Linked DNA regions of Homo sapiens: all the other regions are linked to region 2. The links are chromatin contacts, found by Hi-C or POLR2A ChIA-PET in ENCODE. All regions are on one chromosome and are shown on one strand. Each heading gives the region's core, a stretch centred on a gene start or an enhancer-like site at or near the end of the contact. The rest is flanking DNA. Distances are from core to core; before and after follow the strand shown.

Region 1 (2,885 bases), core at 307-2,806, 3.4 Mb before region 2:
AAATCTAAAACATCAGACATTCTGTAAACACGTTTAAAAATTGAGTTTTGTAAATTTGCCTTATTTTCTTTGTTACAATGGAAAACATTGCTTTCAGTGATTAGGGGAAAAAGTGGATGGCAAATTTAGAAGACACTATGATCCTTTATATCTTTTTTTCTTGGAAAGGCAATTTAATTAGGAAATAATCTTCTCCTGTGACATCTGAGAGTTACCATAAAATGATATCCTGCTTTATTGGCAACAGAACCAGTTTATTTGAGTTTGTTGCAAAATTTTGAGCTATTACATTACTATGAAAAGATAGATTTTAAATAAGAACGACGAGTTTACAAAAATCAGAAATGGCAAAGCACTTTATTTTTTAAAGCAATCCTCGATTTTAAAAAGTACAATTTCAGACGGGCAGGCAGTGGGGGAGCGTATAGGGAAGGAGAAGGAAGCACCAGGGGAGTATGTCTTGGGCCGATCACGCCAGGCCGCAGCTCTGGCTGGTTGTGCGCGTGTGACTGTGTGCACGTGTGTGTGTGCACGCGCAGCCACAGGACCTCTGGGCCCGGCCTTCAGGGGCGCTCCCCGCCCCGGGCTTCCCCGCGGAAGGGAGTGGGGCGCGCGTACCCAGCTGAGGGGCAGGGTCCGACCCGAGGCCGTGTGCAAATGCATCCTTCGCGGACTCTTTGTGTGTCTGAGCGCGGCTCCGCGCCGCCGCAGGCACCATTTTCTGCTTCGCTCAGGACAGGCACATAAAAGGAAGGCGGCTGCCGCCCGTCGCCGTCCTCTTTTCCTCAGATGCCCTCTGCTGCAGGTTTATTATTACAGTACGGGCCGCGCCGCCTCTCCCCACGGCCCTGGCGGGCCGCCGGGCTGTGCAGCACCCTGGCCGCCTTCACGCTTGGCGCGCCCCCAAACCGCCTCCTCCACCTCCTTATTTGTCTGAAAAGCAACCGCACGTCGAGGCGGAGAGGCTGGCCGGGGGCGGGGAGGAAGGCCGGGGATTTGCGCGCGCCGTGCTCCCGGGGCGGGGCCGGGGCGCAGAGCTGCGGGTCCGCTTTGTCTCCCCGGGGCGCCGCGCGGTGCAGTGGGGACGGCGCGGCGAGCGGGGCGCCCGGGGCGCGGGTGCGGGGTGTCGGGGCGCGCGCGCCTGTTGGCCGCTCGCCGACGGGGCCCAGAGCCGCCGATTCCTGCCGAGTAAGCAGTCTGGCTCCTAGGCGGCTGCACAGTGGCAGCAAGGCTGGGGCGCTGGCTCCGCGCCAGCTCCATCAGAATTAGCTCATTGTTCACTAGCACCCTAGCGGGAGAGAGAGGGAAAGGGAGAGAGAGAGACTCTTAGAGAAAGAGAGAGACACACACACTCTTGGAGAGAGAGCGCGAGGCAGGGAGATGATCTCCTCCTCCTTTTTCCAAGGCTGCACTTCTTGGAAGTGAAGCCGGTTTGGGTTTTGTTTCCCTTCCCCCTCCTCCCTCCTCTTCCTCCACCCCTTTCCCCTCCCCCTCCCTCCCCCAATCCCCCCTCCCCCCCCAATCTGTCTTTCTAGCATGTTGCCCTTTTTCAACCACATTTGTGTTTCAGGTGTAGAGAGGAGAGAGAGTGAACAGGGAGCGGGGCTTTTGTCTGTAAGTATATGCCATTCCTATCCCCGGCTGGGAGCGCTGGTTTCTCTTTTGTGTCGATTCCTTGCCGTTGCTCTTAGCTGGACCCTTCAACCCTGCAGAGTTCATGCTTCTTCCCTCTAAATTTTAAAGAGCTGAAGCGTGTACCTTGGAGAAATTCTGGCATTTTGGTTGTGCTGCATTCAGGCTGGAATTTAACTTGGGTTTTTTCTAAAATGCACAAGTTCGGAGGGAGAAATGAATTCTTTTGGGAAGGGGTGGGGTTTTGTGCTTGTTGGTGTGGTTAATTTTGTTCTTCTTGCTCCTAAAGCCTTGTTAGAAACTGTTGTGTTTCTTTGCATTAAATGCACTTTGGTGCATGCAAGCTTTTCCTCCCTTTTTATAAAATGAATTTGTGTCCCTCCGCCCTTACACTTGATTACTCTTTCAATGCTGCTGCTTCCGAGGGTCTTCTTAGGCATTCGATCTTGCAGCACTTTTTTCTGCATTTTCTTATAAAGCAGTTGAACTTTGGCGGGGAGGGCCTTAAAAATAAATGACTGTTTTTTTCTTGGTGATTATAATAATCTGATGTGCATTTATGTGTATCTATAATAACATTATAGGAAAACTCTAAGAGCGAATGATACCCTTTTTGAGAACTTTTAGTTTCTCCATTCATCTTAATTTTTGTCATAACTGTGTTAACAAAAGAGCGGTCTTCTGATAATATAAAGGTTGAGGGTAAATCACTGCAGCAGTATGTACATTAATGTTTATTTGGTTTAGGGAGAAGGACAGAATGGTGTATATTCCTGACTCCCCCCACCCCCCCCGCCGTGTAGGGTTTTTTTTTTTTTTTTAAACACGGAAGGTTATGTAATGCAGTGCCATTTCCAAAAATATCCACTCTGAGGCATTACACTACACGGTGGAAGGCTGATTCCTATTCTGTCGTCTTGATTGCAAATATACTGCCAGTAGTATGTCTGGGAACAAAGAGCAGCCAGAAAACAATCTATTTTTATCACTTGGTTCTACTTTTAAGTTGCTAAACCTTTTGAACTCATGCAATTTAAAGATGAACCAAACACTAAGAATAGCCCAGGACTCTGCAAAGCCAAGTACCAGGGATTCCTTTGTCCCTTAGTTAAGCCTATAGGCCACTTGGAAAGCTCTTTCAGAAATCCCAGTAGTTAACAATAATTTGCATGTAACTTATCTTAACCACAGAAAATGGTTATTCGTCTGTAACCTCTAAAGAGGCATTTTTCGTTTGCTGACCTGTGGTGAGG
Region 2 (2,700 bases), core at 161-2,660:
AAGGATCCCTGAATGTGACAGACTTAAGATTGGTCATTTCTGACAAAAAGGCCAGAATTAACAATTGTTTGACAGCATGTTTGAGAGCAGGCTGGGTGGGGCTGGCCACTATAGTGGGAATAGCAATGTAGGTTCCAACAGTGGTCTTCTCCAAGCCACTGGGCCTTGAATATTGCAATACTTCTTCCTCAGTCAGCTCTCTCAAGTTATCCTTAGCAGATTTTTTTTTAAACACCTGCCACTTCTCTTCCACCCTTCAGCAGGTAACCAAGCTCTATCTGAAGCAAAACAGAAACCAACAGAAAGGAACTCTTTCACCTTCCTGCTAGAAACATCCACCTCTCTGTATCCGTCCTTTATCTACCTTTCCTCATTCTCTGTAATCACAATGAAGAAAGTATCCTTCCTAAAGCACTCTCCATTCCACCTTCTCCTCTTATTTCTCTCACTAGAGTGGCTCATTCCCATGGTATTTGCCTCCTCTAATTTTTCGCTTGTGAAAGCTAACCTCTCCGCACCAGGTACCGCTCTAGCAGCTGCCCTAGCTCTTTAGCCTCGATATAGTCAAACCTTCTAAAGGACTGCCTGCATAGCTGTTTCCTCTTTCTCATCTGGATCACCAACGTTTGTCATATAGCAGGCACTGCACCGTCATGTTTAAAATATACAACAGACGGCTAGACAGGATTCCGAGGGTGTAGACAATAAAGTGATCTACAGTTTGTAGCCTGGGTGTTGAATGGCTCACTGGGTGGGGAAGCTGTTATCTTTCTGCTGTGCACAGGTAATTTGATATATGCTTTCATTCTGAAATAAAGTTGTGGAAAGGCAGTAGTACGCAACAATTAAGAAAACACAAGTGGGTAAACAGTGGTGCCGCACAACCAATCAACCCCTCACATGACTTCGGTGCGCATCACCCAGGGGCCGCATCTGCCACTCTGCCCGAAGCGCGGTCAGCGCCCACACTGGCCCTTCCGGCGGAACCCGCCTCGCGGCTTCGAAGTGGCCTCGGTTTCCGAGTCAGGGGTGGTGACAGGGGTGGAAGGTGAGGGGAAGAGCCCAGCGGCTCCCGGCCAATGGCAGCTCTTGAACTTACACCTCGAGACGTCAGCGCGGCTGTGTAAACGGATGTCACACAGCTGGCTCGGAAGTGTCTCCTCCCGCCTCAGAAACGCGGCGCACGCCCAGCAGCTTCGGAAAAACCTTAGGCGGTGGGAGGGAGGGGCGTGCGCCGCACCCCGCAAGCCCAGAGCTCCGTGCCCTAGCCGGCCGGCTTCTTCCCGTAGTGCCGGTGTGACGGCCGTCCCGGGTGAGCAGCCGGGTGCCGGCGTCCCCGCCACGAGCGCGCCACCGCAACTGGCTCCGCCCCCTGCCGGAACGGGCCGCGCGCTCCTGCGGCTCCGAGCAGAGTCGCGGGTGCGCGCGCCGGCGGCGGATCCGCAGTTAAAATGGTCCGAGCGGGACCCGGCCTTTCCCCGGCCGCTCCGCTGACTGACTGAGCCGGCTGGCCGGGCCCGGACTGGTCGCCTAGCCGGCAGGCTCGCTCGCTCCCTCCCTCGCGTCCCCAAAGCTCGCGCCCATCGTTCTCCCGGCTTCCCTGGGCAAAGCATGTAGCCCCCGTCGGGCACTCCGGCGGCCCGCAGCTGACGCCCACCCCCCACCGTCGCGTGTGTGCCCGTGTGTGCGTGTGTGTGCGCAGGAAGGGCGACCCCTCCGGGGGCCGAGCCAGCGAGCGGCCTGCCCCGCTGCCGGGAGCCCGCCTCTCTGGGTCTCCCTCCCTCCCGTCCCGGTCCCCCTCCTCGGGGCCTTCTATATGGGCCACCTTCTCTCGAAGGAGCCGCGTAACCGCCCGAGCCAGAAGAGGCCTCGCTGTTGCAGTTGGTGCCGCCGCCGGCGCCCTCTCCTCAGGCTGCCCCGCCGGACCCCAGCCAAGGTGCCCCCTCAGCCGGCGGCGCCCCGGAGCCGGGACTGCTTCTTCCGCGGGCCCTGCATGCTCTGCTTCATCGTGCACAGTCCCGGCGCGCCCGCCCCCGCCGGCCCAGAGGAGGAGCCGCCGCTCTCGCCGCCGCCGCGGGACGGGGCCTACGCTGCCGCCTCCTCCTCTCAGCACCTGGCGCGGCGCTACGCGGCCCTGGCCGCCGAGGACTGCGCCGCTGCTGCCCGCCGCTTCCTGCTATCCTCGGCCGCCGCCGCCGCCGCCGCTGCCGCCTCGGCTTCGTCGCCCGCCTCCTGCTGCAAAGAGTTGGGGCTGGCTGCGGCCGCCGCCTGGGAGCAGCAGGGCCGAAGTCTCTTCCTGGCCAGCTTGGGGCCGGTGCGCTTCCTGGGGCCGCCCGCCGCCGTGCAGCTCTTCCGGGGGCCGACACCGTCACCGGCCGAGCTCCCTACGCCCCCCGAAATGGTGTGCAAGCGGAAGGGGGCCGGGGTCCCCGCCTGCACCCCCTGCAAGCAGCCCCGCTGCGGCGGCGGGGGCTGCGGCGGCGGCGGCGGCGGCGGTGGCGGGGGAGGGCCTGCGGGGGGAGGCGCTTCGCCGCCCCGGCCCCCCGACGCCGGCTGCTGCCAGGCCCCGGAGCAGCCCCCGCAGCCGCTCTGCCCTCCGCCCTCTTCTCCCACCTCCGAAGGTGCCCCCACCGAAGCTGGCGGGGACGCTGTCCGAGCCGGGGGCACCGCCCCCTTGTCCGCCCAGCAGCAGCATGAATG
Region 3 (2,500 bases), core at 1-2,500, 3.8 Mb before region 2:
CTTCAGGTCACCTTTATGCTCCCAGATGGTATTCAGCTAGCAGCAGTCTACACTTCAGGCATCCATCTTCCACCTGAACAAAAATTAGAACTGGCTAAGAGAAACCATACACTTAAGGCTAGCAGGGTCAAGATCACGCGTGGAAACGTAAAAGCAGCAACTGTTACTTATGCAGCTCCTACACCAAAGGTATCAAATTTAAGGGCAGGAAAAGGCTGCAAAGCGTTTAATTTACGCCTTTTTTGACACCACATTCACTAGTTTCCAAAGTGAATGGGCAACACAAAGGCTGACACTGCGTGAGGTAGGCTTTATGGCATAAGGTTGCTGACTGGCTGACAGTAATGCCGATTACAGCCTAAAAACGGACAATACATTTCAGAGAAATTTTCTCACGATTTAAAATCCGACTTAATAATGAAAAGTGAAATGCGATGCGTTTTAAATGGCGACTGGTCTTGCACGAACGTGAAAACTCACCTGTAGGGTAGGTGATCACTCCCGACGAGCACCGCACGTGGAAACAGCTGTAACCAGGCACGCTGCTTTTAAGTTATTTTATACGGGGGCAGGGCAAGCATAAAGTCAGTTATACGGTAAGGCCTTTTCACTGACGAAAATAAAACCAGGCTTATCTGGAGAACTCCCTGGCATAGTCGATGATGTAAACACAAATCGACGAAGCTCCCCGTTTCCAAACGTGGGAACGCAGGCCTGAGGCCAGGCCGCTGCCCTTGTTCACGGCCCCGGACACTTCGGACACAGGCCGCCGCAGTCGACTCACCAGACTCAGGGTGGCCGCGTTCCCCCGCCCGGCGCCCCTGCGTGAGAGACCACGCGGCCACAGCCAGGCGCCATCCCAGAGGACCCAGAGCAAAAACCACAGCAAGCTCGCACCAAAAGGAAGAAAGGACAGGCTTCCGTCCCACAATGCTTTTCTACAAGTGGAAGGACCCACTGTCCGAGAGCGCGAGGGGGGAGCGGGCTGTACCATCGGCCGCTGCGCTATGGCGAGACGCCGCCGTGTGGCCGGAGGGAGAAGTGCCAGTGAGGGACCGAGGGGCGTGTCACCAAAGGGAGGAGGAGCCTGGGTTCTCAGCCCGAGTCACCTCTGCGGATGTGTGGCCAGTTCTTTCCACAGAGGAGGTATCCAGACATCCCCCCACCCGACCAGGGTCAAGAGCATATGATCAGTGCTGGCAGCGGCAGGAGCCCAAAGGACTTTAGACCACGTATTTTGGGACCCGACAGAATTCATGAGTCCAGCTGAGGAAGAGTAGAGTCATTCATTCGAAAGATATTTAGTCAGCACTTACTATGCTCCAGGCCCTGGCCTGAGTGCCTGGGAATCAGGTGTGGGTGAGCCAGGCAAGGTTTCTGTGGTACATTCTGCTTGGGTGAGTAGGCCACTGACCAAGTGAGCCCGGATGCTGAAATTCTACAATGTAAGTGCCAGGAGGGCAGCAAAAGAGGGTCATGCCATAGGGTAGCGCTGTCCGATGGAAACAGTGTGAGCCATGAGTGTAATTTTAAATTTTCCAATTGCCACATAAAATGTGAAAAGAACGCCGGGCGCGGTGGCTCATGCCTGTAATCCCAGCACTTTGGCAGGCTGAGGCAGGTGATCACCTGAAGTCAGGAGTTCAAGACCAGCCTGGCCAACATGGCAAAACCCCGTCTCTACTAAAAATACAAAAATTACTTGGGCTTGGTGGCGGGCGTCTATAATCCCAGCTACTTGGGAGGCTGAGGCAGGAGAAATGGCTTGAACCCGGGCGGGGTGGGGGTGGAGGTTGCGGTGAGCCGAGATCATGCCACTTGACTCCAGCCTGGACAAAAGGGCGAAACTCCGTCTCAAAAAAAAAAAAAAAAAAGTAAAAAGAAACAGATCAAATTAATTTTAATAATAACCCAACATATTTTAAATATTTCAACAGGCAATCAATATGAGATTATTAATAAGATATTTCTTTTATATCTACTAAGTCATAAAAATCCGGTGTATATTTTATACTTCCAGCACATTTCCGTTCAGACTAGACACATTTCAAGTGTTCAGTAGCTCATGGGGCTAGGAATAGGAAGACTGGAAGTGAACTCCGAGCAGATGTGTGAAGGCGGTTATGCAAGATCTGGAGACAGCAGGCCTTGGCCAGTGTGGCTGGAGTCGAGTAAGGAGTGTAGAGTGACAAGATGCAGCTGGAGAGCCAGGCAGGAGCAAGGCACTTAGGGTCTTGTCACACAGGGCAAGGTGTTGGGATTTTATGCTGAAATCTTAGAGTTGATTAATTATCACCACAAAAATTAAGCAGAGTTTGTTAATTGGCTTTTTTCCTGATAACCATAACTCCTTGAAGGGACAGGACAAGTGGCAGCAAGACAAGTTGTATGATAACAACTAGGTCTCCATGTTTCTCTAAGTCCTAGCAGAGATTCATCCAGAGACCAGTTTTAGCACCTTTCGTTGTTTCTTTGAAGCCTACTTCTATAAAAGAAAGAA
Region 4 (2,700 bases), core at 196-2,695, 3.1 Mb before region 2:
AGCACCATCTGAATTTTATGGAGACTAAGAGCCCAGTTTCAGAGTCCAGCAGACCTCAGCCAAATTCCAGTTTCTCCACTCAGTAATTAAGCAACCTGCCTTAAGATTTATGTCTGGGGCTCCTCGCCTGTAAAACACACCTACCTTAGGGGGCTGTTAAGAGGATTCAATGTAATTGAATTAAGTAGGTACAACTTAATTACAAAGCACTTTTCCCCAACCATTTCAAATTATTTATCTACGTATTCATCCATCCATCCAAAGCACCTCAATAATTGGCCAATAATTCCTAAGTGAAAGGAGCTTTACAACACACGAAGAACTCTTCTATTATGTCACACGAAATTATAAATATAAATATAAAACAAATTATTTTACATATAAACGATGGAGGTAAAAAATAAATCGGCCAATAATAACTAGCAAGTAGTATTTGGTAATTCTTTTGGTGAGGCCGACTTAAAAATTTACGAAATATTATTTATTTTCATTGCAAGTCTATCAGAAATCACTAATGGTGTAGCACTGCATTCTTCCCTGCTTTTGGTTCTCAAACTACGTATCTTAGTAAACGCAATTTGCAGACAAACCAAGCCTCGCTAATCAGTGCATCATGGCTACTCTGGTAAAGGAAGAAATTCACTGTTTGCCAAGCATCCCATCAGATGGGTGACTTCACAGCCACTGGAAGAAATCTTTCTCATGTTCGAGTAGATGGAAACTCCAAAACTGTGCAGTTGCTAAATCCACTTGTCACACCTCCTCCTTTTCTCTGCTTCTAAGGTTGCCCTCTAAACTCTTTATCTGAGGATGGAAACACACACACGCACCCACACACACCCACACCCACACACACACAAACGTATTTGGCTAAAGGTCAATTCACATAGTGGCAGGGACTTTCGTTTATATGCATTTTCCTTCCCAGCTCTCTCAGTTCTGAGTCAGGCTAAGCAGGAGGCAGAGAGCTCGTCCTCCTCTGCATGGGCGCTTTTTCTTATTTGACTTTTAGTCCTGGGAGGAGTAGCGTAGTTGCGAGATACTAGGATATCCACAAGCGGGATGAATTTGGACCTTATCCCTCACTGTGATCCTTCACTTCGCCTTCTGTTTCAATTTCTCCCAGTCGGTTTACTGCTTGACAAAATTCTTTCACAATTAAGTGATCACAGGACAACCCAACCCAACCAATCCAAACCTGCAGGCAACCCCAGACATCCAGGGAACCCTGGCGCGGCTCGGGCCAGCCCACACCCACGCGGAATCATTCCATTTATCGGCCACCAATCAGCCCTCCACACGCTCCCGCGCCAGCCAATCCGAACAAGCGCACGTTGTTCCGGCCACCTCCTCTCAGCCCCCCCTCCCCGGAGCCCCCGGGATCGGGCCAGGGGGCGGGGCTGGGGGCTCGGCCCGCCTTGCCCTGAGGCGCTGGGTGCCTTCCAGTTGGCTGCGACCAGCGGTGACTTACAAGTTGGCTGCTGTCGCCTGCGCATCGGCGGGCCGGGAGGCTGAGCAGTACTGTTGAGAGCGGTGTGAGGTGCTTGGTAGCGCGCCGTAGCTGCTTCCACGTCCTTGCTTCACCTCAGGTAAAGGTAAGGAGAGCCACGGAGCCGCGGCAGGATTGGGGTGGCCCGTGTGGAGGGCGACTGTGGCGCCCGGGGCGTCCTGCCAGGTGCGTCTTCTGGACCTGCTCCAGACCATGGATCTGGGGAGCTCGCGGTGGACGTTGGGGATGGCGGGCCCCGGCGTCCGGGCGGGAGAGGACCTCACAGATGAAAGAGAAACCTGAGCCCCTGGGAGGGGAAGCGGCGAGCTGGAAGGATCCCAGGGCTTGCAACTCGCCCCTGCGCGCCGCTCACCTATTTAAGTACTTGGAATCCATTAGACCTCAGTGTCCTCAGCTGTTAAATGGGAGAGGGGCGGTGGTAATCCCGCTTGATTTGGGACAGTCCTGTTCTTTGGAGGTCACCGCGCTTCCTGGTTCTTAGGAGGTGCACAGACAGCGCAGGGGCAGCCGCGTCCCACCAGGCTTCGCGGAGGTGATGCCAAAGACAAGAGACAAAGTTTTCCCAGGGCTTACTGCCTTCCAAGGTCCCTGCTAAATGTATTAACTCAAATAATTTCTCACCAAATCAGTGTCATTGTTTTCCCGAATTTACACTTGAGAAAGATTACCTTAGATTTTTAGGTTCAGCAGCCAGGACAAAACTTGACAAATATTTGGTGGGCCCAGGTTTTTTATATGAAGTCTTTTCCAGCCTGTGATCAGCTTCCACAGTTTTACAAGAGAGAGCTTTAGGCTCTGAAGTCAGACGCCCTGGGTTGGAATTCTGGCTCCATCACTTATGAACTGTGTGATCTTGGACAAGTGACTCAACCTTCCTGTTGCTATTTTCCCTTTCTGTAAAACAGGGAAAATGTATAGACATTAAGCTACTATTCTCACTTATGGAAGACCTCAAGATATCTAAAGTATGCCCATTTACACCAATCCTAGAGCTTCTGAATAACTAAAATTCCTTTACCATAATGAAACACATTTTCTCAAGGAGGACTATTACTGTTGTGAGGATTAAATAAAATAAATGCAATGTAAAGCAGCCAGAAGGACTGACCATGTAGTAAGTGATCAATAAATGTTATTGTTATTTTTTAAAATCAAGTACAGAGCATTAGGTTTTTTTTTTAATCAAGTAT

The links. Hi-C counts contacts between places; a loop is a spot of excess contacts on that map. ChIA-PET counts read pairs that join two places held with the same protein, here RNA polymerase II (POLR2A). Pooled maps may share reads with other maps.
Region 1: a map of CD8-positive, alpha-beta T cell shows a loop between it and region 2 (8-fold over the local background). The contact joins the promoter of NREP here to the promoter of FBXL17 in region 2. A Hi-C loop is called at or near these places in 3 of 168 maps with a recorded cell type or tissue (CD8-positive, alpha-beta T cell, Right ventricle myocardium inferior and naive thymus-derived CD4-positive, alpha-beta T cell), 2 of 37 single-sample maps with no recorded cell type and 17 of 50 pooled maps. POLR2A ChIA-PET finds 5 or more read pairs at or near these places in 4 of 52 experiments (CD4-positive, alpha-beta T cell, WTC11, activated B cell and 1 more).
Region 3: a loop to region 2 is called in a map of naive thymus-derived CD4-positive, alpha-beta T cell, with 36 times the contacts of the local background. The contact joins the promoter of EPB41L4A-AS1 here to the promoter of FBXL17 in region 2. A Hi-C loop is called at or near these places in 3 of 168 maps with a recorded cell type or tissue (CD4-positive, alpha-beta memory T cell and naive thymus-derived CD4-positive, alpha-beta T cell), 2 of 37 single-sample maps with no recorded cell type and 17 of 50 pooled maps. POLR2A ChIA-PET finds 5 or more read pairs at or near these places in 3 of 52 experiments (CD4-positive, alpha-beta T cell, CD4-positive, alpha-beta memory T cell and activated CD4-positive, alpha-beta memory T cell).
Region 4: a map of natural killer cell shows a loop between it and region 2 (13-fold over the local background). The contact joins the promoter of STARD4 here to the promoter of FBXL17 in region 2. A Hi-C loop is called at or near these places in 4 of 168 maps with a recorded cell type or tissue (HepG2, naive thymus-derived CD4-positive, alpha-beta T cell and natural killer cell), 3 of 37 single-sample maps with no recorded cell type and 18 of 50 pooled maps.

The regions. Positions count from the first base shown.
Region 1 is chr5:111,755,865-111,758,749 of GRCh38, reverse strand. NREP (neuronal regeneration related protein) reads left to right here and starts at 1,556. Exons shown (of 4, transcript NM_004772.4): 1 at 1,556-1,614. RefSeq lists silencers at 426-785, 806-1,205 and an enhancer at 1,799-2,356.
Region 2 is chr5:108,380,808-108,383,507 of GRCh38, reverse strand. It overlaps FBXL17 (F-box and leucine rich repeat protein 17), which reads left to right and starts at 1,410. Exons shown (of 9, transcript NM_001163315.3): 1 at 1,410-2,700. The coding sequence starts at 1,817. RefSeq lists an enhancer at 1,040-1,159 and silencers at 1,260-1,509, 1,710-2,459, 2,480-2,559.
Region 3 is chr5:112,159,276-112,161,775 of GRCh38, reverse strand. EPB41L4A-AS1 (EPB41L4A antisense RNA 1) reads right to left here and starts at 1,250. Exons shown (of 3, transcript NR_015370.2): 1 at 481-1,250; 2 at 1-73. It overlaps SNORA13 (small nucleolar RNA, H/ACA box 13), which reads right to left and starts at 291; the gene lies at 159-291. It also overlaps a transcript of EPB41L4A not described here. RefSeq lists enhancers at 446-495, 606-655, 676-775, 551-1,283, 1,156-1,365 and 1 more.
Region 4 is chr5:111,511,280-111,513,979 of GRCh38, reverse strand. STARD4 (StAR related lipid transfer domain containing 4) reads left to right here and starts at 1,445. Exons shown (of 6, transcript NM_139164.3): 1 at 1,445-1,595. STARD4-AS1 (STARD4 antisense RNA 1) reads right to left here and starts at 1,754. Exons shown (of 7, transcript NR_040093.1): 1 at 1,472-1,754. RefSeq lists enhancers at 981-1,120, 1,601-1,810 and a silencer at 1,201-1,570.